Regions from separate parts of the Mus musculus genome. Here region 1 is linked to region 2. A link is a loop called in an ENCODE intact Hi-C map of the cell type or tissue named here. Cell type or tissue: heart. All regions are shown on one strand. Links, peaks and the distances in the headings refer to the core of each region. The heading gives the core; the rest is flanking DNA.

The links. Hi-C counts contacts between places; a loop is a spot of excess contacts. Peaks named below come from ENCODE experiments on the same cell type or tissue, not always from the same donor. Only the 100,000 strongest peaks of a DNase experiment are listed, where the experiment ranks them.
Region 1: a loop joins it to region 2, with 25 times the contacts of the local background. A loop is called at or near these places in 16 of 42 quality-filtered maps.

The regions. Positions count from the first base shown.
Region 1 is chr1:81,305,973-81,316,760 of GRCm38, reverse strand. All of the region lies in intron 6 of Nyap2 (neuronal tyrosine-phophorylated phosphoinositide 3-kinase adaptor 2), which reads right to left. Among named protein-coding and RNA genes, the nearest start is that of Nyap2, 230 kb to the right of the region's middle. In heart, for the core only: a CTCF peak has its summit at 6,476; no DNase peak of the experiment used is centred there.
Region 2 is chr1:82,635,125-82,645,912 of GRCm38, reverse strand. It overlaps Col4a3 (collagen, type IV, alpha 3), which reads right to left. Exons shown (of 52, transcript NM_007734.2): 2 at 4,418-4,474; 3 at 2,615-2,704. Among named protein-coding and RNA genes, the nearest start is that of Col4a3, 54 kb to the right of the region's middle. In heart, for the core only: no CTCF peak of the experiment used is centred there; no DNase peak of the experiment used is centred there; H3K4me3 peaks cover 442 bases; H3K27me3 peaks cover 403 bases.

The sequences.
Region 1 (10,788 bases), core at 3,664-8,663, 1.3 Mb after region 2:
AAACCATGCAAATGGTGTGGACATTAAAACATGTTTATTAGCATATCAAATATTCATGTACAGTAAGTTGTCATTTATCAAACAAAATTTGCTTCTGTTGCGTCTCTCTCTGGTCTCTTCTACTTACCCGCATCCTCCCCCTGGGTTCGTCCCAGTCTGGTAGACCCCTTTCAAATGCTTTCACGCCACATGTGCCTTTTGGCCCTAGAACCCGTCTTGCTCCCCTAGAACAATCGCCTATCTGGTGTTCTAGAATATACACATTCTCACAACAGTCAACATTTGCCTGTGTGTAAATAAGAGTATTTAGTGTTTAGGATCTCCTACAGACCCAAGTTACAAAGGTCGAAAAGCCCACGGCTACCCTTTCCACTGGCCAGGAAGAAGCCCACTGATGTCATTTTTACCTCTGAAAATCTATCACAGTTTTAAAGGTCCTCCGATAAAAGGTTCAATGACCTCGCCTTCTGAACTATTCCGAAGTTTTCTCGAAATCTAATAAAATTGCCATTTAGACCATCATGTGCCCGTTTCTTCTAGTCCAACCTGACTGCTATTAAGAGGGAAAGCAGTCTCTGTTCCTTTATTTATTTGTACGTGGTCAAAGCCAGGGAGACAGGGTCACAGCAACTGTGGCTTAGGTAGAGGAGTTGATCAATTTTGTTCAGAAAATCTCACAGTGGGGACCAGCAATGCTATGTACACACGCTGGGACAACGTCTTCATGTGAATGTGCTGTCATCATTGTCTCATGAAGGCAGGTCCCTGGCGCTCTCTGAGGTTTTATACAAACCCCTCTCCTCAGAGGGCATTTCAGTGACAGGGATTGAATGGTTTCATCTAAACATTTGGCTCTTCACCCTTTTCTAGGCATATAACTAGAAAATGGAGTAACAGCTTATATTCTTTCCTCTTGTCAGTGGAAATTTGAACATAATTAATTATTACCATGTCTTTTTATCATTAATACAAAGGCAGCTTGATGTTTTTATTTCCATCTTAGACTTCTTTATCCTAATTTCTGTTGTTTTCATCTTTTTAAAGATTTGTTTATATTATTTTTAATTATGTGTATGGGTTTCTGTATGTCTGTGGGTCAGTTCACGTGAGTGTAGGTGTCCACAGAGGTCAGAGGCATTCCGTCCCCATGAGGCTGCAGTTACAGGCATTTGTGACCCATCTGAAGTGGGCACTGACAACTGTACTTGGGTCCAGTGCAGAAGCACTATCGATTCTTACCTGCTGAGCTATCTCTTCAGTTCCTATTTTCAATTACTTTAAAAATATACTTTAAGGCATGGGTATGTATAATGTTTGTATATATGTGTGTCCATATATGTATATGTACATATTCATGTATGTGAATGTGGGCTCACTCATACCATGGCCTATGTATAGGGATCATAGGGTAAATTCAGTTGTTGATCTGCATCTTCCATCTTGTTTGAGTCAGGGTTAAGTCTATGACCATAACACCTTGACTCTTTCTATCCTGTCTGATTTTACAAGGTGCACAGGGTCAGAGCTGATTTGTATTTGGAAGGGAGATGCAGTCTCTTCACTGCATATTTCAGGCTACCTGGCTCAAGAGGTTTAAGGGTCTCTTCTTTCTGTTCCTCCTGTCTCTTCATAGGAAGTCTGAGACTACAGATCCTCACACTGTACATCCTGCTATATGTGGGTTCTGTGAACTCCATCTCAAGTACTCAAACTGGTAAAAGCAGTTTTACGAGGTGATCCCTGATTCCAGTGGCTTTCTGCTGAGAGATTACATTTCCCAGCTTTTGCAGTTGACTATGGAAATCACTTCTGTCCCTATATAAGGGCAGCATCCCACTTTGTAGGCTAAAGCATTACAGATTCTCTGCTCTCATCTATAGATACACATAAATTGTTATGGGTATGTAGATCACTGGGTTCAGTCTTAAAGAGATTCAAATGCCTTTGGGGTAAGAATGATATTAAAACATTGTTTTATGCTATCCTACTTTATTGAGAAGGCTAACTCTGAAGGTGGAATTTGGTCAATTTGTCCCAGACCCAAACATGCTTGTTTCAAAGACTCCTCCAAAGTCTCTATCCTGAGACCAGAAGCCAGCCACCTGACTTCACAACGGGCAAAAATGCAGAAAATCAGAATCACCCTGGGAAAGATATTTTTGCAGTGGAAAACAACTAAGAAGTAACCTATTTCATACAGAGGTTACAAAAGACAAGCTGTTTAACTCTCTAAATTTCCTCCACTTTTTTCTTGTTTTTGTTTGCTGTCTCTAAAGCATTTGTCAAAATTTTAACTTTCTGGGTTTTTGGTTTTTGTTGTTGTTGTTGTTGTTTTGTTTTTTTGTTTTTTGTTTGGATTTGTAACTTCATTGAGTGTGATTTTAAAAAAAAATTGTAGATAATTTTAATTTGCTATAATAATCCATGTTTGTAAGACTGATTCACCTGTCTTTCCAGAAAAGGGAATTTGCTGGATGTGCTGACTTTTGAGATACATGGTTTGTTATCTTGGATCATGACCTAGTAGCCATGTGGCTTGCCACCCTCTTGCCTGGTGACATCAGGATAGAAGCATGCCATGTGACTTTACTGACATCTTGGTTAAGACTATCACATGGTGTTCCTCTAATTACTATCGTCTTCCCCCCTTTTTTAACTAAAGAGGCAACATCAGGTCTCCATAATGGCTTATTTTATGTTCCCTATATTATAGGGGTAGCAGCACACCTTCAAGATACTTTAGATTAGCATATAGTATGATCATATTGGTCCAGAGAATGATAAATAACAAATGAGCAGAAAACCATGAACAAGGTCTGTGTAACATATATTTGATGATTAATGTTTATAAATTCCCAATGTTCTCTTTGCTGTTTTTATAGAGATTTAACTTGGAGAAAGTGAGTAATAAAAAAAAATCTGTAATAGTTTTTGTAAAAGTATATTGTAAAAAGATCTCAAAAATGAGGCTCCTACTCTTTCTGTGGACCGTATTTATGATTTGGAATTTATTTTGATACTAACAGATTGTTAATTCAAAATTGTGAATTATTAAGACACAAATTTAACAGGGATAAAAGCACAAAATCCTAATCTCATCAAAGAAACCAACTTTTGCTGGACAGTGGTGGTGCACGCTTTTGCACGCTTTTAATCCCAGCACTTGGGAGGCAGAGGCAGGTGGATTTCTGAGTTCGAGACCAGCCTGGTCTACAGAGTGAGTTCCAGGACAGCCAGAGCTATACAGAGAAATCCTGTCTCAAAAAAACAATAGAAAAAGAAAAGGAAAAAAGAGGAGAGGAGAGGAGAGGAGAGGAGAGGAGAGGAGAGGAGAGGAGAGGAGAGGAGAGGAGAGGAGAGGAGAGGAGAGGAGAGGAGAGGAGAGGAGAGGAGAGGAGAGGAAAGGAAAGGAAAGGAAAGGAAAGGAAAGGAAAGGAAAGGAAAGGAAAGGAAAGGAAAGGAAAGGAAAGGAAAGGAAAGGAAAAAGAAACCAATTTGTTTTAAACTGTTAAAGATAAATTAAAATATACAAGTTTGTGGTCATTCATGCTCAGTACAAATATAATTCATTTCCAGAGACAAGCTTGGAGGAACAGACCAACTTTTATCTTCCAAAGTATAAGAAATATTATGCATTGTTGTCAAAATTGAGCCTAAAGCAAGTCATTTAAAGCAAGTTTAAGTAAACTTAAAGTTTAGTTAAAGTAAGATAATATTCAAAATCATATATATAAAAAATTGGCTATGAAAGATTATGTGGAACTCTAATGTAAAGGAACAGTTAATTTTGCCTTATCCTTTTATAAAACTCTAGTACACGGTCCAGAGAGTTATACAATTGCATTTAACTCCTGCTAACCTTAATATAAAAGCTGCCATGCAACCTTGTCTTTTAATGTTCCTCACAAGATTGTACAGTTACACTTCCTGACATAAGTGTATAGAAGGTGAAACTTTGCCAACTGTTTAAGTTTTATCATGGCTCCTTAGATGGGCCCTCTTCTGAGAAACTCTACCTCTACCTGCAGACCCTCTCTTCCCCCTTCTGTAAGCTTTGAAGGAGTTACCGAGACACTGACATGCCAAATCCCTAAAAGCAGTTTTGGTGACCTCTAAAGGAGACTAATGGGCCATGGACCTCCCATTGCATCTATCTTCTTGCTACTGTGGCCATTGTTTTAGTGACTCAGAACCAAAGCCTTCTGTGCATCAGGTAACCTCACTGCATCACCAGTTCAGGTCAGCTTAACATCCTTCAGAAAGTGTGGTTCTTTCACTGCTGTGGTACTCCAAGACCAAAAAGGACTAGAGCTGACCTCTAGGAAGGTATTTGTGCTCTCCTCTAGGAATCTGCTGCTTCCAGGCTAACAAATCATAACTCATTTGAAATAGGGCTTAGGACACAGAGCAGAAAGTTTTCAACACTAAGCCTTCTCCCTTGTATGGGCCTCTGGTTCCCTCCCCCTCTGGCTCCCCATCGTGATCACTCTTTACTTATTATTATCCTAACACCTATGTTTCCACCCTGTCTTGTAAATCTTTTACATACTAGACTCCATCATATAGTCAAACAAAATGTTTTAAGCAAGCTTTCACAATAGCTTTCACTCCACCACAGCTCTATGTGTTCCTGAACCATCGGCCTAAATACCTTATAGATGTTATGGAGAAAGTGGCTAAAAGAGACCTTCATCCCTTTATCCCCAGACCAGATACAATTCTTTACATCGATCATCTATTTTCTTCTGTTCCCTTTTGATGCTCTGTAGCTCACTGCTACTTCTGCCAGCTCATTTTAGTGCAATGGTTGTGGCCATGGGACAGTCACAGTCACCCTAAACCAACTCTATGCTCACTCTCTCCTCTCTGCTCCTCCCCATCCTGAACCCTCCCAGAAAATCCCCTAGTTGTACTCTGTAACCATGTCATCTGCTTAGAGCCCACTAATAATAATTTTCCAAGTCTCTTCAGGATTACAGGGCAGTAATAGGCAATCAAGTTAAGATTTCCCCTTACTACATGACCAGAGGGTACCCTTTTCAATGGAACCAGACATAAACCCTCTGACAAAGACTCTCCTCAGCTGAAAACAGCTGTAACATCCCTGACCTGCATTTTTTATATCCTCTGGGAGTTAAGAATGATAATTTCCCAATGATGAAAGAATGTTTCCCAGCTTCCTTTGCGGACTACCATCACGTCTTTGTCTATAGACATTTTGGCTATCTGCACATCTGGAGGACAAAATGGTCACTACTCCTAAGGTCAGACAAATCCTCTACTTCTTTCTGACTTCTTTCTCTACACATCTGTATTTAAAATAATAATAAAACAGAGCCATTGCTTCATTGAGCCATCTCCCCAGCCTATCTCTCTCTCTCTCTCTCTCTCTCTCTCTATATATATATATATATATATATATATATATATATATATATATACCCATATATTGCCTATATATATATGTATATGCCCATATATATATACACATATACACATATGTGGATGGCAAGTTCCAAATGCTAGAACAGGCAGAAATCCTTTCCAGTACTCTATGGATCCCTATTTTCACAGGATTGTACTTCTCTATTCTGCTTTGTCCCTACAGTAAATGAGTCATCACTATTCTTTTATGTTTTTAAAATGTGGGCTTCAAGGTTTGTCTCCAGGTAGGATTTAATCTTGTAGGTCATAGTCAGTGAAAATGTATGAAGATTAGTTTTAGCCTGCATTAGTCATTGGGAGTGAGTTTTAAAGGGGTAGGTTAAATATAACCATGTTTCACTCAAGGAAGATAAAGATATAATGCAGTGCCTGGTACATCAAGTAAAGACATATTCTTTGGAGAATTATTTGGGGAAAGAACTTAATTTTAGAGTAATATGATATAACCGAAATTAAATTTATATTCCCCAATGATTTTTTAACCTTTTGTTTAAGCAGTAAGATATAGGCTTGAGGAAAGTAGCCATGATTAATTTCATTTTTCACATGGTTTATTCTGGAAGGTTGATGGTATATATTATAAAACAGTAAGTCTCTTGTACCTGTAAATGAATAAATAAGGACCATGGGCTCATATAACTGTTTGTTAGTATTCATATGTATCCTTAATCTTGTTACATTTTATTTATAGTTAATTATTGTGCAATATACTTTAAACTACATTAACATACAAAAATAGAGGGACACATTTGGGAGACAGTGGCATTTTCATTGTTTTGGTGGTGGTGGTAGTGGTGGTGGTGGTGGTGGTGGTGGTGGTGGTGGTGGTGGTGGTGGTGGTGGTGTGTGTGTGTATGGGAGAGAGAAAGAGAGAGAGGGAGAGAGGGAGAGAGGGAGGGAGGGAGAGAGGGAGAGAGGGAGAGAGAGAGAGAGAGACTTAAGTTGCAATAAACTGATAAACTTGTGGCAAAGGCAGTATGTTAACTTTGAAGGTCCTCGCTCCCCCTCTAGTGGTGATGAACTGCACAGCAAATTTGCAAAAGGGCATTTGCTCTAGACTGCTAGTGGGAATGGACTGTAGGGAATGCAGACAGCTTAGAGCAGTGATTCTCACCCTTCCTAGTGCTATGACTCTTTAATACAGTTCCTCATGTTGCAGTGACCCCCTAACCATAAAACTATTTTTGTTACTGCTTCACAACAGTAATCTTGCTGCTGTTATGAATTGTGATGTAAATATGTGTTTTCTGCTGGTCTTAGGTGAGTCCTGTGAAAGGCTCCTTGCTGCAAAGCACAGATTACGGATCACTGACCTAGAACATAATACCTAGTATGAGAAGAGAGGAGACACAGCCCCTGGCCTTCTGTTACTTGCTATATGGCCACTCTATTTGACCTGCTGCTACTCAGGTGCTTCTCTGACAGAGTCCTGATTTGTAGGACTGTTGTGATTACTAAGAGACGGCAACACATATATTACATCAAATTTATATCAATCTTACTACATAAGAAAACTCATTCCTTTACATGTAAAATTCAAGAGACACAAATATTTAGTCAGTGGGTTTGGTCCTGTGGTGGACAGATTGTTAAGAACTATAATCTCTGCCCCTTGGTATGGAGAATATTTATAGTGGAAGATCTAAAAAAAAAAAAAGCGAGGTAGCCAACTGACATTGTGTACCTGCTCCCTGGCATTGCTGGGACAGCCACCCATGTAGCCTTCCTGATAACTGATGTGAATACAAGTCTACCTGCAAAGGAAGTGTCAGGAAAAGCAAAACCACAAAACAAAACAAAACAAAACAAAACAAAACAAAACAAAACAAAACAGAACAAAAACATATGCTGTGGTCCTGAAAAGGTCACTACATTGATAGATGGAAAATATTAATGGTGCATGTGCAAGTGTGGGCTGGAGTGATTAAGGGTGTTTGCTGTCCTTGTAGAGGAGGACTCAGGTCCTGTTCACAGCATCTACTTGGTTCTCTCTCAGCCATCTGTTGTCCTCTTCTGATCTCAGTGAGCACCATGCATACCTGTCGTGTATACATACATACATACATACATACATACATACATATATATATATATATATATATGCATGGAGGCAAACACTGTTGTAAAAGTTATTTATTAAAAAAGAAGAAGAACATGGAGAGAGAGAGAGAGAGAGAGAGAGAGAGAGAGAGAGAGAGAGAGAGAGAGAGAGAAAGAGATATATCTATGGTACTAAATCTAATGCAAACATAAGGTTTGATTCTCGATACTTTAAGGGCTTTTGAGATTGGTCATTTTAAGATTTGAAAATAAGCTTTGAATTAAACCCTAGAATCGAATAGTTATTAGTTACTTGGTTTCTTTTTTTTCTTTTTAGGATAGTGGAGGGGTTTAAAAGGGATTTTTGACACTGGAATATTCAGAGATAAATTATAATGTGACTGTTAGCTACTATGCACATTCCCCCTCCATTACCAACATTACAAATCTTAAGCAATCATAGAGCTGTTCTTAGGAAGGCCATCCATTGGGGGTTCTTTTGAGCTAACAGTTTCCATTTTTGTCCCGTGAATTTTGAGCTTAAGGGTCTCTTCTCCAACCATTTTATCATCTGATCCTCATGGATTATTCGCACAGGAATGAGCATTTGAGTTCTAAGGAAGCAGCTCTGGGCAAATCTGTGCTGAATATCCTAAGGCTGCAAGTTGCTTTATTCAGAACATGGAGAAAGGATGACTGTTGTACATTTCTGGAAACTTAGACATTTATTCTTCATCCCTTCATGATTTTTCCCCAGTCTTTTCTATCTCAACATCCGTAACTCCCCTGATGCTAGTTACTTCCTTCCAATGACAAATCACACAGCTGACAGGTCTTTACTCCTTTGCAAACCTGATGTCTGCTGTAACAACCTTTCCCACTCTTGTTAGGGTATCTACCAAATGGCACATCCTCCTTCAAGAAAGCTGCACTTGACCACCTTCGGTGGCTTCTCCAATCCTGGCAATGAATCCTACTGTCTTCTCTGTATGTATGTCTTAGATGTACTACATTGTCACTGCACACACATGTACACACACATAACTGATCTCTTTACTAGGCTGAAATTTCTCTGAATAGAAGGAGTTGGATCAACAGTTTTGCAAGCTAGAATACCTAACAGACCATATGGTGGCAGCATTGTAACCATGAGAATCTGTTGGCTGAATGAAAACGATGTGTAAAGTCTAAATACTACTGAGCCTTACTGCAGAACATCATAGCAGCTACACTTGCTAGTTATCAAGGCTAAGTCAGTGGCACATAAGAGGCCAGACTAAATAGGAGATTGTGGGTGACTAATATTTACAGCACAGGGGTTTAGGATGAGGCTCAAACATTAAAATGGTCTCATATTTGCTTTTATCTTCCATACACTTTTGAGGAGCTTGCAGCTGCTGGATCAGGCCTGTGGTACATAAGACTGTCCTAGCATCATTCTGCCTGGCAGGTCCCAGCATCCTTCAGGGACCTCTAGCCATTCACCCATCTGGCCTGCCAGAGAGTTGTTGACTGGAAGGAGAAGTAAAAGTGAGGATAAAAGAAAAATATGTCTCTCTCTATTCCACCTTCCCTGGCCTCACTCCTCACCTCACTCTGTCTCCCTGTTTCTGGGAGGGATACTGAAAACTGTCACCCTTCCTGGAACCTGGAAGGGAAAGGATGAAGTGCTGCCACCTCTGGGAGTCACAGTGAAATGCAGATAGCAGCACAAATGAAACCTGATTGGAGTTAGATCAGTGGGCTATCACAAAGAGCCAGTATCTGTCTCTGTGGAATTGCAGTTTTTAAACTTCTCCATTTGGCTGCAGAAGTATTTTTAAAAATTCTACAAGCATGTAAATTAGGAGGAACCACCCAAGAAGCAAGTGTCCAAACGTTCATGGCTGTCCTATAAGGCTGTGATAGAGTAATGAGAGACAGGGACAGAGACAGAGAGACAGAGACAACAGAGAGAGACAGAGATGAGACAGAGAGACACAGAAATAAGACAGGAAAGAGAAAAATGAAGCATCAATTAATCTCTCTCTCTCTGTCTCTCTCTGTCTCTCTCTCTCTGTTTCTCTGTCTCTCTCTCTCTGTTTCTCTGTCTCTCTCTCTGCCTCTCTCTCTGTCTCTCTCTCTCTGTCTCTCTCTCTCTCTCTCTCTCTCTCTCTCTCTCTCTCTCTCTCTCTCTCTCTCTCTCTCTCTCATAATATCCTGTACTGAATTATTTGTGGGAAATGGCTCCATACCACCCTGTTCCCAGGGACTGTCTAAGTCTTCATTCAGTGTCATTCACTCCACATCAGAGTTAATGTTCTGCCCTGGATCCATATTTGTGTCATTTAAGTGTTGAATGTCTTTCTATTCTGGCACTTATCTATCTATCTATCTATCTATCTATCTATCTATCTATCTATCACTATCTCTCCTCTCTCCCCTAAATATCTGCTCTATGTCTTTAAATTTAAAATTCTGATACAAAGAAAAGTAGCCAAAATTCTCCCTGTTTTAGGTAGACATAGAATAGAGGTTAGGTGTAGTAGGAGTGATGGTCTTTTTTGCAAGATATTAGATATGGGCAGGTAGAAGACCAGTGGAGAAACCCTTCAGAAAAATTTCTTACATACTTTAGAGGAGGCATCACATGATTTTGTTCAGCAAGATATACCTGATGGAAAGCATGGAGGAGCCATCGATTAAGAGTTGTTGAACCACAGAACAGCAAGGCCTGTTAATTCTCTCCCACAGAGAAAAATAGTGAGAGTGAGTGTGTGTGTGTGTGTGTGTGTGTGTGTGTGTGTGTGTGTGTGTGTGTGTGAGGGGGGAGGGGGAGAGGAAGAGGGAGGGAGGAAGGGAGAGGGAGAGGGAGAGGGATAAGGAGAGGGAGAGGGAGAGGGAGAGGGAGAGGGAGAGGGAGAGGGAGAGGGAGAGAGGGACATAAAGAAGTATGGGTTTTTCTTCAGGATCCAAAAATTGCTCTCTTAAGTGACAAACCTCTTCAGAGGACACGTCCATGATCTTAAGTAGAATCTTTCTCTACCCAAAGTTCACTGCAGAGCCATTTATGATCAAGAAAAAGAAAAAGAGGGAAGAGCACGTGGAACAGTAGGTACAGCTTCCTCAACAACATATTAAATTTGACTCTGTGGAATTACAGTTTTTAAACTTCTCCATTTGGCTGCAAAGGTCGAGTTGTTATGAGAACACACTCATGAGGAGATTGCCAGAAGAAGTGAGGCCTATGCAATCTTTGTAAACACCCCAAGAGCATTAAGGAGTGAGAAGGATTGCCTAGTGGGGAGTGTGTAGTGTGAACAC
Region 2 (10,788 bases), core at 1,993-6,992:
ATCTGCAACCCTATAAGTGGAACATCAATATGAACTAACCAGTATACCCAGATCTCATGTCTCTAGCTGCATATGTAGCAGAAGATGGCCTAGTCGGCCATCATTGGGAAGAGAGGCCCTTGGTCTTACAAACTTTATATGCCCCAGTACAGGGGAACGCCAGGGCCAAGAAGTGGGAGTGGGTGGGTAGGGGAGCAGGGCAGGGGGAGGGTATAGGGAACTTTTGGGATAGCATTTGAAATGTAAATAAAGAAAATGTCTAATAATAATAATAATAATAATAATAATAATAATAATAATAATAATAATAATAAAGAGTTCTCAGTTAATCTACCTGCAGGTTTCCCATGCCAGAGATCCATTACCAGTGAAGTAAAGCCCAATTCTTCAAAGTAGTCAACGGAAAATTCAGACTCAGCCCACAATCTGAGTTTTAAAAGTGTGCACAGTGTTGTGTGTGTGTGTTTTATACATGTGTGCATGTGGAAGCCAGATTTGGCGGCAGGGTGTCTCCCTCTATCGCTCTCCACCTTATGTTTTCAGAGTCTTTTACTGAATTAGGAGTTTATTGACTCAGGCTGGCCAGCCATGAGCTCCAGGACTTGTCTGTCTCCCTGCTCCCATCCCAGGGGTTGCAGAGGCTCAGTGCTGTGCCTGATTTTCACACAGGTGCTTGGGATCTGAACTCAGGCCTTCATGCCTGTGCCATCTCCCTATCCTAGCATCAGAAGAAGAGAAGGAGAGAAGGGCCCTGCCATGGGTGAGATAAAGATGGAGAATGCCAGGGAATCAGACTTGTTTCGCAAACCCCAAGTATACGTTTAGTTACTGTGGTGTAGCAAACAGATTCTTGGTTCTGTCTTCAGAGCTTCATTTATTCCCCCTAAGCGCCTTCACTCTTCCAGAGAGATAAGGGCACAAAGATTTTCTCTCGCCCGAATATTTGACTCCTATAGAGTTCCCAAATCCCTTGGAATCCCTCATCACACCAAGAGACACATTGTTTTTTTGTTTTTTGTTTTTTTTTTGTTTGTTTTGTTTTGTTTCGTTTTTCGAGACAGGGTTTCTCTGTATAGCCCTGGCTGTCCTGGAATTCACTTTGTAGACCAGGCTGGCCTTGAACTCAGAAATCTGCCTGCCTCTGCCTCCCAAGTGCTGGGATTAAAGGCATTCACCACCACCGCCTGTTGATGAAGGGGTTTTTGATGGGCTCTTGGCTGGGGTGGGGAGCTGGTCACTCCCCCCCCCCCAGAAGCTTAAAACTCCAGCCGCAACCCCATTGTCTAAGGAGCAGGGGGAGCAGAGGCCGGCTTAGGAATGGATCCTGTTTCCTAGAGGAAAGCTCTGCAAGCATTCCAGCCTTAAGGTGATTGCAGAGAGCTTTGGGCTGATGGGTATGTATGTGCCTGGAGAGTGAGGTGCTTCAGTTCCAGGGGATGGAGGTGTCTGCCAGAGCACCTTCAGTGCATCCTGTGACCTTGCCTGTCTGTTCATGTGCATCCTTTACAATAAAGTGTTAAACACAAAGGTCCTCTTGAGTTCTGTGTACTGGCATCGTGGGGCCGAAGTGAGGAGAAAATGAAAAGCAGGGAAGGATGACTGGGCCAGCGCTTGGCAGGTAGAAAATACATCGTTTAAGTGTTGTGTGTATTATTCTAATGTGCATGTCAATACAGCATGGGATTTTAAAAGACTCCACAGAGATCAATTATAATTATTTTTTATAGCTTATTAGTTCACAGCTTGTTGGAGGTCAGTAGTCAGGGGAGTGAGTTTGTGTGCCTGACAGCCCAGGTGTCTGGCTAGCTAATGTCCCCAGTTGGAAGGAACAGTATGCCGACCTAGTGGTTCACAGTTATTTAGTAAATCCTCTTGTGGAGCCCGGCAGGCCCTGCTATAAACCATAGTTGCCCGGTGCTCAACAGACCCCACAAAGGAATGGGTGGATGGGGAGACAGGAATAGAATCAGGGATAGGGGACTTCCAAAAACAAAGGCAGACAGATCCACACAATCTGAAGTAAAGCAGAGGTTTATATCAGGTAAGGACCCCAAAGCACACTTCACAGTGGTCATTTGGAGGTCACCAGTGAAGTTCGCAGGATTGTTTTCAGGGAAGAAAGCCAAAGGCAAAGTGGCTCTGGCTGAGGGGAGAGAAGCAGGAGAGCCACAGGTATCACACGAACTACTCTTTCAAGAACCCGATGAAAAGAAAAGACAAGGAGAGGATGAAAATCCTTTGGTTTGGGGACCTAAAAAATCTAGATGGAGTTGTGTGCCAGCAAACCTTGTATGTTTCAACACTAAGATAGGTAAGCCAACACCAAAGGGGTTCCAAGACCGGGGTGGGGGAGTGTAAAGGGCAGAGGTGAAAGGGCAAAAGACCGCCTCCCCCCCCCCCCCCATGTAAGAGGTGTTTGGATAGACTCCTAGGCAGAAACTACACAGGGCCTGGGTGGGTGAGCTGGGTGAATGCTTAGCTAGGACAGGAAACCAAGAATTTGTTTTATATCTGCCAGATGGGAGATTCTCTGTACGGTCTCAGTGGCCTATGTGGTGGGCATGGAGATGGGTTAGGTGGACAGAGGGTTTGTCAAGCTTGCAGGCCCACATACCTTGGGTCCCTGTGGTCCAGGCAAGCCTTCAGGACCTGGAAATCCTTTCTGGCCAGGAAATCCAGGGGAACCAGGAACCCCTTTCTCCCCCTGTTAAAACCAAAAAGAATCCAGAATTAAGCGGCAGTTATCCAGCACCACTCACTACCACAGCACAGCCTTCTCCTTTCAATGATGCTCTTCCCTTGCATCAAGGGGTCACTAGTTAGCACTCAGCTCCAAGGGTAGCCACTGTCTACTAATATATGTCCATAGGTTTCAGAGTGATGCCCATATCCTTTAGAGACTTTTGCCAGACAGTAGACCTACTCAGGATAGATGTTAGAAGGACAGGGACCGAGAATTGAAAGAGCAGTTTTGATAGAAAGTTAAGATTAGTGGAATGTGTTTATTGAAGGATAGAGATGGTGAGGATGAGGAGTAAGCTGTATTTTGAGATTTTAGTAATGATGGAAGGAAAATAGAATACCATGGAGGCGTGGACTCAAAAGCGTTCTTGTTATAAGGGAATGAGTCCCTCAACCAGCTGTTTTCATAGGAGTTTCAGGAGAGGCACCAAGGGCAACATAGCAGAAAGTCTGAGCGGAATGACCGTAGATGATGCTGTGGGGAAGCGCCTGGTAGAAGTGAGTGAAATAGAGTTTCACCAACAAAAAACATCCTCTTGAACCAGAATACTGGAAACAATCCTCAACACTCAAGGCCATTAGTTAGTTTGATCAAGTTTGTTACAGTGGGCAAGTACAATAAATAAATAGATAGGTAAACAGATAAGAAGGATGGATAGATAGATAGACAGACAGATAATAAATAATAAACCAACAGAAAAGATCAGAAGTCTGCTACTTTACGCTTATATAAGTCAAGCACAGCCAATAAACAGAAAATAAAGAGATTTACTAGAGCTTTCTTACCATTTAGTTACTCTCATGTTTTAAATTGGATCATGCATACAACTGGGACTCAACATATGCCTGGATACAAGTTCAAGTACAAAGAGAGACATTCCAGAGTAAATATGAACATGCTACATTCATTCACAGCTTAGGTGGAGAGGGGCGGACCCTAGTGCAAGTGAGTTATACATATATTACCTATAGATAAAATAAGTATTGAAATTATCCTATAAGTATATATATATATATGTATATATATATATAAATGTCTTATTTAGATAGCTCAAAATGTGCTTTCTTTGAAGTAATTTTAAGAGTTACTTTTCATATTGTTGAACGATTAATTAATACCTCCGAGGAAGAAGAGGTTTGTAAACAAAAAAATACTTTAGCTCTGCCTCTGCCTTAATTGTCATAAATTGTGAGTTAATGGAGCGAACTGATGAGATTTCACAGCCTTCTTTTTCCTTGAATTCTGCAATGGAGCTTTGAATTTTTGTTTCAACAGGGCTGCTGCCAATTTCGCCACCAGGGGGCGGTCTTGTTCCAGTGCAGCGGCACAGCGTTGCGGGTTTCAATGTTTACATCGAAGCGAGAGAATCAAGTTGTTTTAATTTCTTCTCTCATGTTTAGCAACATTATAAATATAGAGTATGCTAGGGAGGCTTTCATAGAAATGTTCTTTTTCTGCCAACTTGCTACTTATTCAGCCAAGAGAGTTACAGTCTGGCTGCCAGTATTTACACAAGGTAGCCGGAGGAGCTTTCAACATTGTTTAAGGTTAATGTTTATATACAATTACTTTAAAGGTGGATTTAGGGGACTGGATGATGATCTCCACTACAGAAGGGCGAAGTGTGACCGACTCAGGCATCTGTGAAGAGGCGGCGAGAAGTTCTCTTCTTACCTTCTCCCCTTTGGTCCCCGCGCAGAGGCATTGTCCTTTGCCTTTGCAGACACAGCCCTGGGAAGAGCAGAAGAGGACAGTTGGTGGATAGCGAACTGTTTTCTGTGCTTTGAACCTTGGACACCAAAATCATGATCCGCATGACATTATGGCAATACTTCAACGAAAATGAATAGAGAAAAACATCACAGAAGAAATGTCAAATGACATAAAAGTGTCACTTTTTAAAAATCAGACTTAGGAAGTTAGGCAGTTTAGTTGTGGGAAAGGTGAAGTTGGTCAACCCTCTCCCTTTTCCATGATAACAAAAAGATGAACTATATGAAACTGCCATTGTTGTAGGTGAGAAGTGGCTTAACGTTGGCATATTTTTAGATTCAGCAGAATGTGTGTGTGTGTATGTGTGTGTGTGTGTGAGATAGATAGAGAGAGAGATAGATAGATAGATAGAGAGAGAGAGAGAGAGAGAGAGAGAGAGAGGCAGGCAGGCAGATAGATTTGGATTCAATACCTGGCTTTCCTGTGTGCACCATATCTCATATGTGACAGTTGAATGCATACCATTTTCTACATGTGGTTCTAAGCTTTGCTTCCCTGAAATAGCATTCAAGATTTGTATAAGAATATTAATGTCCAGATGCCGGGCAATGGTGGTGCACACCTTTAATCCCAGCACTTGGGAGGCAGAGGCAGGAAGATCTCTGAGTTCAAGGCCAGCCTGGTCTACAGAGTGAGTTCCAAGAGAACCAAGGCTACACAGAGAAAGCAAAAGCAAAAGATGTTGATGTCCACTGTATGTCTTTATGATGGTATCAGAATGATGTTTCTTTTATAGAAAATGAGGCACATCACTGAGTTAGGGAACTTCTATCTAGTTACTTTGACACATACAAATCAACTCTAAAAAATATTAGCCATCTACAGAAAAGCAAGGAGAAAAATAATTGTAAGTAGTAGATTTAATATGTACTTTAATACACCTGATATATTCTAAGGTCATACATGAATCTTTATCAATATTAACTACCAATTAGTTTGCTCCTATAGAAAAATATAATTGGTAATTGACAATATCAACTGGTAATTGATGAGCTATTGAGGAGAATGGTAGGGAAATTTGAAAGAAAACAGGGAATTCTACTTGTGCAACTTAAAGGAAAAAAGGTCTCAAAATCTAATGAACTGAATGTATTTGCTTAGGTTAGGACAGGAGGCTTTTCTGCCATTCACAGAAGAGGGTGAGAAATGATTTCCACACTTCCTGCCCTTACCCCATTCATGCATTGTGATCTCTTGGATGAAAAGTACCTGGCTGAGACACCCACAGTCTCCAGGTCACAGGCGTCTGTAGTGATAAGAACCGATTCTAATTATTTCAACCTTGCCTTCCTAGTGTTTTAACTGTCTATATTCCTATCAGTCAAGTATTCAACTGCACTCTTCTTAGGAATGGGTTGCCTGAACGCCCTTGTCATCTGGCAAGCTGTCAGGACGGCAGATTCCCATCTCTGCCCCATGACCAGCTGAATCAGAAACCTTGGGACTAGGTCTCAGGAGTCTCTTTCATCAAGACCTCTTCGTTGCTAGTGATTTCTTTCTCACGGCTGAGAACCCTGTCTCTGAATGAACTTGACATCATAGGCTTGGAGTTTCCAAGCCACTGTCCTCAAGTAGAGTATGCCAGGGGGCCCTGGCCCCTGTCCTCAAGCGATAGCAAGAAGTTCTGCCTCTCTCAAGCCACAGATGCCTCAATCCTCATCTCATTTAGGGAAAGGGGAGGGGACATGTTGGCCCTCCTCTAAACCTGAGACTATTAAATGGGGCCACAAGGCAGGCTTAATTCAATCTTATTTTGTCTATCTATCTATCTATCTATCTATCTATCTATCTATCTATCTATCTATCTATCTATCTATCTATCTATCTATCATCTATCTATTATCTGTCTGTCTGTATATCTACCTATTATCTATCTATCTATCTATCTATCTATCTATCTATCTATCTATCTATCTATCTATCTATCTATCTACCTATCTACCTATCTACCTATCCATCATCATCATCTATTTGTTTTGAGTAAGAGTTGTTCAGCCTTCACTCTGGAAACCTTTCGACTCCAGCTTGAGCATGAGTGTCCATGCTGAACTCCCTTGGTCTAGGCTACAACTCCTCTTGTATCCACTCTCATAAAGCTTCTATAGTTTCCTGTCGTGTTTAATGTATCTTTTTCTGATGGCTCAGTGTTCCAGGAGAGAAGGAACTTCCCAGTGTCATTCATGTCAATGTCCTAATCGTGCCACATATTCTGAACAAATGCTGGGCTCATTGGATGGAAGTTTATGGTTTCTGCTGTGACCGAGGTGCTTGCTCTAGGTCTCTGTGGTTCATGGACAATTATGATTACGGTGAAGACAAAGCCGTTGGCAACTCTAACGTGTTAAGACCGACACAAACTGAATTATTTGTTACTTGCTTGGACTGAGAGATTTTTATCAAAGCAGTAAGACCTCTTGAGAGTTGAAAGGCAGTCCAGTAAGCAGTCTTACATTGTCCCATTTAAGTTTAACTGCTGTTGATGCAATCTCCACATACCCTTCATTTTCCTTTGGCTCTGTTGATCTCCCCCTCTTTCTGTCTTTACCTCTACACACAACAGACAGACAGACAGACAGACAGACAGACAGACATCACTCAAAACCAAATGAGCATATATTTATTTTTATCTAATTCCAGCATTAAAAGTAGGAAACCGAAATGAATCCTTGCTTATTAGGAGATTGTTGCTTTATTTAAGGTTCTTTTCTTTTTTTAAAAAAGTCTTATTAATTTATTTTATGGGTAGGGTACTCCATCTGCACGTACACTTGCAGGCCAGAAGAGGGTGTCAGATCCCATTACAGATGGTTGTGAGCCACCATGTGGTTACTGGAAATTGAACTCAGGACCTCTGGAAGAGCAACAGCCAGTGGTCTTAACCACTGAGCCATCTCTCCAGCCTCTCTTTAAGGTTCTTAATGATGGCAGAAGTTAAAAGCTGTCTAATATCTAGGAGATCTTTGATTTTATAGTAGAGCTATCATCACTTAAAAAAAGACATTTCTATGTGTGTATATATGGACACGTATATGTATATATGTGTATGTAAATGTATGCTACATGTGTGCAGGTACCTTCAGAGGCCAGAAATATACTCCCTAAAGTTAGAGTTACAGGTGGCTATGAAGTCCAAACATGAGTGCCAGGAGCTGAACTTGGGTCTCCTGGGAGAACAAAATGTGCTCTGGACTGCTGAGACATCTCTTCAGGCTTATGATTTAATCTCAATTGATATGTTTTTTTTTTTTTTACTTTAAAAAAGCTGTTTCAGACACATCTTTTGGAAGAAAAACTTTCTTTCAACTACAAAATTATTACAAAAATAATATTATATAAACATTATTAATGGTAACTATTATTGTGTTGCTATGTTGTAGATGGTACTGGAGTCTTGAGTTCTAGGACTGAGCCACTCTTCTAGCCTTCAATTTTATTTTCATTCTTTTTTTCTATACTGTTTTCATAGAAATATATATTTTATCCACTTATTTAACCAAATTGTTCCGCACCATCTACTTCATTACATCCCTGCATGCTACAGGCAGAAATTAGAGTAGGAATAATGGACTCTTGGTAATCCTAACACTCATAGATGGACACAGAGTCTCAATTGACTTGCTGACTAGAAGGTGTGGAGAGAATTTCTAGGAGCCAACGCAATGGACAGGCCTTTTACGTGAGCCCACCGCAGCCTCGCTTCATGTGTCTGCCCTATTCTTGTCTGCTTGTGGCTGTGCCTCCACAGCTGGGCCAACAGCTGTCTCTCTGTGCCTGGGTTATCAGAACTACTCCAGAATCAGCCACACAGTTAGGGTGTGTCCTGCCTGTGTCTGTACGCTCATGCTGGCTGGGACTTCAGAGTACGTGATCGTCTGCAGACTACTGGATTCTCCACCTGACTGGATGAACTCAACATTACAGTAAGGGCAGCTCTGTGGCAGCTTTTCAGGAGCCTGTGATGATGGAGAGGGCCTGGCATGGGGCCCCCCAGAGGTGATCTTGCATGCAAGCTACAGTCTTTTCACTTTTGGCATTTTTCTTTAAATACAATTTAAAATTTGCAAGTATGTTTCAATCAATGGATCACTAGATTATTGGACTAAAGGGTGCCGAGGCCATAGTTTCTTTGAGTATTTTGAACCTATTGTCGAAACACCATGACCACATTAATGATACAACCTATTAATTATTATTCAGAAGTTAAGTCCTTAAAAAGCCCTATGGCCAGAGGCCATCATTAAACCAACACAAGCGATGGTTATTTCTCAAACAACGTTTTTATGATTTTTCCTTTTCGACAGCAAAGTACTCCTCAGTGGCCTCATATTGAGCCTCCAGGAGGTTAAGAATAGGAAGGTCTCAGTAATACTCTCTCTCCCTTGGAATCAGAAAGCTGCCAGAATTATGTTGTAGCATGTTGAATATTAAATCGTTCACCTGGAAGAATCATTCTTTTGAGGGCCTCAGAAAGCAAGAGAAGCATTCCCAGTGGAGAATCCAGATGATTTAGAACTTCATTGGCCACATGTATGTCCTGCGGGTTATCAATTCAGGTTCTAACCGGAGCTCTGGGTCAGTTGGCAAGGGCTTCCTAGTTGCCTCACTCGAAAGCATCAGGATTTGTCTTGGGGCATGTAGCAATTAGTGAACAGAGAGGCCATGAATTTGTAAGAGAGCAAGGAAAGGTATATGGAATGGTTTGGAGAGAGGACACTGAAGCGGGAGATGATGTAGTTATGTTACGACCTCAAAGAATAAAAGAAAGAAGATCTGCCTTGTGGTGGTTTGCATAGAGGAAGAGGGATCAGTCAAAGGTGGCCTGTAGAAGGCTGTGCACTCAGTAAAGCCTCAGGCATTGGGGACTTCCCCTCTCTCTGTTCTACACAAGACTGTGTGCCAAAGGACAGCCATGTGACTGTCTGGTCTTATCCTCAGTCGGTCTAAACTGGCCATGTCCTCCCCCCCCCCCCCCCCGACATTTCCTCCCAAGTTTATCCAGTGCCAGAGAACTGGCCTTGACTTCTAGAATAAAGATGAGACTGGAAATTCTTTGTTAATTCCACAACTGAATTATAACATCTGTTACCAGTATCCTTAGAGAGCACCATGTATGTTAGTTGATTAACCGACTGTTATTTGCACACAAGTGCAGATACTATACAATTTTATTTATTTAATAAAATGCTGGCTAGACATCTCTGTGGTAATATATGTAACAGATGGACAGCTTGGTCCTCATGTGGGACCTCTAACAGCAGGAGCTGGGGCTCTCTCTGACTCTGTTGCCTGCCTTTGGATCCCTTTCCCCTAACTGGACAGCTTTGTCTAGCCTCAATAGGAGAAGATGCCCAGTCCTGCTACAACTTGATATGCCAAGCAAGAATTTTGATATCCATGGGAGGTCTCCCCTTCTCTGAGGAGAAAGGGAGGGGGGCATAGGGTAAGGGCTGATGAGAGAGAGGGTTTAGAAGGAGAAAGGGAGGGGAAGCTCTGATTGGAATGTAAAATAAACAAATTAATCAATAAGAAGAAATCTCTGTGATATTTGACGCTCATACTGATAGGTGGCAAAGTGCACGAACAAGTGTCAATTACTTCTCGGCCGTTGCCTAGGTGGCACGGATGGTCTCTGCTTCAACTTCCACAGTATTGACATCTGCACTGCAGATCGGCTTCCGAACCCAATGACATCACACATCGGTACAGGAACCCCTGCCACCCCCCCCCCACCCCGCACATCTGTTGCCAAGGCAACCACCCACATTCCCAGAATCCACTAGGCTCACCTCTCACCTTTACCTGCAAGCAGCTACGCCAGTATCCAAACAAAAGGCAGATCCCCTTTGACGCCCCCCCCCCCCGCCCCCGATCTCTCTCTTCTCTCCTTCTGAAACCTCATGTGGAACTGTTTGGCCTGGTGTAGGTCCATCTGGACGTGAGCCGCGCTTCTAACACAACACACAGTCCACCTATACATTGTTAAAATGAGCAAGTATTTGGGGATGGAGAGATGGCTGAGAGGTTAAGAGTCCATGCTGCTCTGCTAGAGGATTTGAGTTCTGTCCCCTGCATCCATGCTGGACAGCTTACAACCACTCGGAACTCTAGCTCCAGGACATCCGATACTCTCTTCTGTCCTCTGCCAGTACAGCATACATGGGTCATCCACCCACACAATCATACACGTAAGGGACAAAATAATAAACAAGAGATCTAACGAGAATGTGCATACATTCTTACCGTTTATTGAAAGGCCTTTTTTTTTTTTTTTT